2 separate regions of the Homo sapiens genome follow, and region 2 is linked to region 1. Evidence: chromatin contacts called from ENCODE Hi-C data. All regions are on one chromosome and are shown on one strand. Each heading gives the region's core, a stretch centred on a gene start or an enhancer-like site at or near the end of the contact. The rest is flanking DNA. Distances are from core to core; before and after follow the strand shown. Region 1 has its middle 35 kb from the start of ATP8B1. Region 2 has its middle 39 kb from the start of NEDD4L.

What was found. A loop is a pair of places that touch in the nucleus more often than their neighbours do. Pooled maps may share reads with other maps.
Region 2: a loop to region 1 is called in a pooled map, with 14 times the contacts of the local background. The contact joins two enhancer-like sites. A Hi-C loop is called at or near these places in 3 of 37 single-sample maps with no recorded cell type and 7 of 50 pooled maps.

The regions. Positions count from the first base shown.
Region 1 is chr18:57,836,721-57,839,420 of GRCh38, reverse strand. It overlaps the pseudogene RSL24D1P11. Among named protein-coding and RNA genes, the nearest start is that of ATP8B1, 35 kb to the right of the region's middle. Within about 2 kb of position 1,405, at least 3 of the 41 ENCODE cell types and tissues checked have a DNase peak (open chromatin) inside an H3K27ac peak, as active enhancers do.
Region 2 is chr18:58,003,895-58,006,594 of GRCh38, reverse strand. No RefSeq gene overlaps it. Among named protein-coding and RNA genes, the nearest start is that of NEDD4L, 39 kb to the left of the region's middle. Within about 2 kb of position 1,399, at least 4 of the 41 ENCODE cell types and tissues checked have a DNase peak (open chromatin) inside an H3K27ac peak, as active enhancers do.

The DNA of each region.
Region 1 (2,700 bases), core at 156-2,655:
ATACTAAAATCAAAATATTTGACACCGTCATACAAATTGTTAGTTCCTTGTTGTCTCCCCCCTTCTATAACATTAATAAAGTGAATATTTTACTGCAAAGAATATTTTATTTTATACATCACTAGCCATGATTTTTTGCCATTAGTGATTATACAAATGCTGTCTAGTCCATTATCCAGATGACATAACCATTTTACGTCCACAATTCACTTCTACAGTTATAAGTAGAATTTTCGTGATTTACATAAGTACACATATCAGTGAAGATTTAATACTGAGATGCAATCTAACATCCGTAATATCTTGTGTTTTGTAGATGGCAGTGTAGGAGAGATATATTTTAATCACTTTTCATTTAAATGAACTTATGTAAAAAATAAACTAATAATTTAGCAGTTCCAAGTCTCCAAAGGGCATTTTCAAATGTCCATAAAATAAATGGTTACAGAAATGTTTAAGAAGCATCTTCATGTCCACATCCTGTTGTAACTGCTGTACCATTTTCTCTTCCAACTCCTTCCCTTTGCCTGCAAGACGGGCTTGGGTAAGATGGATGCTTTGCTTGACTTCTTTGATATCCTGAACTTTCTGTAGCTCTTTATTTTTCTTCAATCTGTTCATTATAAATTTAGCTTGGTGTTTCTGTTTGATCTCTTCAACTCTCTTCATTGCATCAATAGTTTTATTCCATAGCTCTCGCTGGTATTTGATAAGTTCATTTCTATGTTTGTCAAATTCAAATGAATTATCTACTGTAAGCTCTTTACCAGCTGCTTTCTGGAATGGTTTGGTCCGCCTAACTTTGCGAGGATTGCACTTCTTTTTAAAGTGTTTATGACATTTAGATTTACAAAATCCGAACACTTTGCAATCGTTGTGGATGAACAACATGTCATAGCCAGGGTAGATGGGCCCCGAACAGAAATAACACTTCTCGATGCGCATGTTGAACCCGTGTGGTTCCCCACTGACCACACGCTAAGCTTGAGAGCCCAACTACAATTTCTTTTTTGACTTTTCATTTTGAAATAATGATAGAGTCACCAGAAGGTTCAAAGAAAGTGTACAGGGAGGCCCAGTGTACCCTATACCTAGCCTCCTTCAGTGGTGGTAACATCTTGAATAATTACAGTACAAAATCAAAATCAGGAAATTGACATTGAAATGCTCCACAGAGCTGATTCAGATTTCATTGTTTTTATAAGCACACACGTGTGTACTTCTATACAATCTTATTACGAGTGTAGCTTCCTGTAACCACCAACACAATCGAGATACACAACTGTGCCATCACTACAAGGCTGCCTCATGCTGTAACTGCCCAGCGGGTTCACCCTGCTCACTGCCTAGACAGAGCTGTTTTATCAAGATAGGGGAATTTCTACAGAGAAAGAGTCATTCATGCAGAGCTGTCTGTGTGGGAGACCAGAGTTTCATTATTACTCAAATCAGTCTCCCTGAGCATTCGGGGATCAGAATTTTTTTTTTTCTTTTGAGACGGAGTCTCGCTCTGTCGCCTAGGCTGGAGTGCAGTGGCGCAATCTCGGCTCACTGCAAGCTCCGCCTCCCGGGTTCATGCCATTCTCCTGCCTCAGCCTCCCAAGTAGCTGGGACTATAGGCGCCTGCCACTGCGCCCGGCTGATTTTTTGTATTTTTAGTAGAGAGGGGGTTTCACCGTGTTAGCCAGGATGGTCTCGATCTCCTGACCTCGTGATCTGCCCACCTCGGCCTCCCAAAGTGCTGGGATTACAGGCTTGAGCCACTGTGCCTGGCCTATTTTTTTTTTTTTTTTTTTTGAGACAGAGTCTTGCTCTGCCGCCCAGGCTGAAGTGCAGTGACGCGATCTTTGCCCCCTGCAACCTCCGCCTCCGAGGTTCAAGCCATTCTCCTGCCTCAGCCTCCTGAATGGCTGGGATTATTGGCGCCTGCCATCACTCCCAGCTAATTTTTGTATTTTTTAGTAGTGACGGGGTTTTGACATGTTGGCCAGCCTGGTCTCAAACCCCTGACCTCAGGTGATCTGCCCGCCTTGGCCTCCCAAGGTGTTAGGATTACAGATGTGAGCCACTGTGCCTGGCCAAGTGTTTAGCTTTTTAAGAAACTGATATTTTCCAGAGTGGCTATGCTATTTACATTACTATAAATGTAGGGAAATAGATAATTTTCTCTCAATCTTTCATAATTCTTAGTTGGGATGGGCCACTGTAACAAAAAACAGATTAAAAAGAGACAAATAAACAGAAGATTATTAACATGTATACCTCGTGTAGTATACAGGGAGATACCCAGAGAAATTGGTAAATTTCAAAGAGGTGGCTTTGAACTCACACTTAAATGCCATGTCTGCTGAAACAAAAAGAAGGGTGTAGGGAAAGTTGATTATGCTCAGGAAAAACTGGCAAATAAGAGTAAGATTTGTTATGGAGATTTAAGTCAGTGCCTTCTCCATCAATAAAGGATAACTGTCTCCAGTGACTTAGAGTCATCCTGTCCTCCTGGGGTAATGTGGATGATAAGGTAACTTCCACTCTGTTTTCAGAGCTTCTCCTGTGGTTGCAGTTTCCCAAAATAATCAGCTCAAAATAGAGAGGGGAGAGGAGAGAAAGAGAAGGAGAGTTATCATAAGGAATTGGCTTATGTGATTGTGGAGGCCGAGAAGTCCCACCATCTGCCATCTGCAAGCTGGCAGCTGGGGAAAG
Region 2 (2,700 bases), core at 150-2,649, 170 kb before region 1:
TTTACCATGTTGGCCAGGCTGGTCTCGAACTCCTGACCTCAGGCAATCCACCCGCCTTGGCCTCCCAAAGTGCTGGGATTACAAGCGTGAGCTACTGCAACCAGCCAGAACACTTAGATTTCTTAAGCATCAAGAAAATTTGTGAATAAAGTTGAATACTCTGACTAATGGCTGCCCACACCTCCTGGGATTTAAGGTTCGTGTAATCCTAGGTTTGATGATGTTAGTCATTCTGACCTCACTAGAGCTAGTTGAGGTATAGTGAGACTAGCAAGTATGTGCTTTAATTTGGAAAATCTGAGTTGCATGGTTGTTATGACAACAACTACTATGCAACTTCTGTCAGAGGCTTACCATGAAATTAAAAGGGAAGCAAGTCCATTATCATTATGGTATCCAGATATATGTAGTCCAATGACAAAGCAACACTTCTAATTGGAAAAATGATGCCTCACAGTCTTTGCAGCAGGAAATCATTCACCTTTGTGAGGAACCTGGGAAATGAGTAGAAAGACCTGAGTCAGGTTACATGAGACAGGGACATATGTACTTATGTGAGGATGGAGTCCTCATCAGTTGGGGTAGCCTGAGTTATGCTGCAGAAACAATTCCAAATCTCAACGGCTTAAAACTATTAGTACAAACAGTATTTATAGTTCAGGAAGCTTCTGTCATGGGTCATTCTTAAGGTTCTCTTCTGCTTTATCCTCACATAAGGACGAAGGCAGAGGGAAGTCCCATCTCTGTGTTTCTAAGACTTCCAAGGTGACCAAAGTATAAAAAAGGATACATGGTGTTATGCCCTGGCTTTTAAAATTTTTGTCTAGAAGTGCAGCAACTTTACATTGGCCCAAGCAAGATATATGCCTACACCAACTTTAAGAAATGCAAATTATACCATATGCCTGGAGGAAGAACTTGTAAAACTGGGAGAAGAGCATCAGTGACTAGCACACCAGCATGCTCTCCCATCCTTGGCACTACTGACATTTGGGCCAGACACTTTGTTGTGGGGAACTATCCTGGGCATTATAGGATGTTTAGCAGCATTTCTGGTATCTACCCACTAGACGCAAGTAGAATCCCCTCCCCCAAGTTGTGACAACCGAAAATTTCTCCAGACATTGCCAAAGGTTCCCTGGGTGACAAAATTGTCCCCAGTTGAGAACTATTAGCTTAGAGTAATGCACATAAGAGTCCATACATTTCTAGGCTTTGGAGTTAGACTGCTAAGGTTTGAATCTCAGCTCTTTTATTTTATTTTATTTTATTTTTTAGACACAGGGTCTCTATCATCTGGCTGGAGTGTGGTGGCATGATCATGACTCACTGCAGCTTCCAATTCCTGGGCTCAAGTGATCCTCCCACCTCAGACTCCTGAGGAGCTGAGACTACACACATGTGCGACCACACCCAGCTGATTTTTAAATTATTTTGTAGAGACAGGGTCTCTCTACGTTGCCCAGCCTGGTCTCAAGCTCCTGGCTTCAAGTAAGCCTCACACCTCACAGCCTCCTAAAGTGCTGGGATTACAGGCATGAGCCACTGCACCCAGCCAGCTCTTTCTTTTACTAATTGTGTGACCTTGAGCAGTTACTTAACCTTTCTGGGCCTGGTTTTTTAAATATGTAAAATGAGGATACTGGTTGTACTTCTCTCATAATGTTACAGAGATTGAATCAGGTAGTACAATACTTGTAAAGTGCTTAAATATTGCTTGATATATAGTAAAATATATTAAAAATAGACTTCAGACAAAAAGCACCCATTCAGAGTGGCCTACAGTCTGCAGCAATCCATGTAGTTTCAGGTTCATTTATATTTTATGTCACATTGAATATGCCATTTCAACAAGTGAATCGTCAACATTTCATATTAATTACACACGATGGGTCCTTAGGACCCTATGGCTTACCTTGGTTAAGAACGACTCCATTCACTTCGATAGGGTTTGAAATGAAAAAAACAAACAAAACAGGGTGACTAATGAGAGTGACTCAATAGACTTATATTTAACATACTTTGCTTCTGCCCTTTTCTTTCATTTGATGTTTGTGGGAAATATTTGTGGTGAGCTAGAATTAAAAGTCTATACTTTTTCATTGGAGCACTTGGTCAGAGCAGAGTGCTCATAAGATTTAGATCAAATGTGTTTGATCCCTACCAGCCCAGAACCTGGAACAGGCTACTATCCCAGGAGAGCTAATCATGGCCACATAGGATAGTGGACAAGAGTCAGGGGGACCTCAGGAGCCAGGAGACTCCAGACAGTCAGCTTAAATGTCTTGCTTTAGAACTTTCATGTGGCAGCAACCTTTTATTCAATGTCTATTCATTTGTCCCTGATTAGTGACAAGCACAGGACTGACCCATTGTAGCTGTTTAATAATAATGTTTGGGCCGGGCGCGGTGGCTCACGCCTGTAATCCCAGCACTTTGGGAGGCCGAGGCGGGCGGATCACGAGGTCAGGAGATCGAGACCATCCCGGCTAAAACGGTGAAACCCCGTCTCTACTAAAAATACAAAAAATTAGCCGGGCGTAGTGGCGGGCGCCTGTAGTCCCAGCTACTTGGGAGGCTGAGGCAGGAGAATGGCGTGAACCCGGGAGGCGGAGCTTGCAGTGAGCCGAGATCCCGCCACTGCACTCCAGCCTGGGCGACAGAGCGAGACTCCGTCTCAAAAAAAAAAAAATAATAATG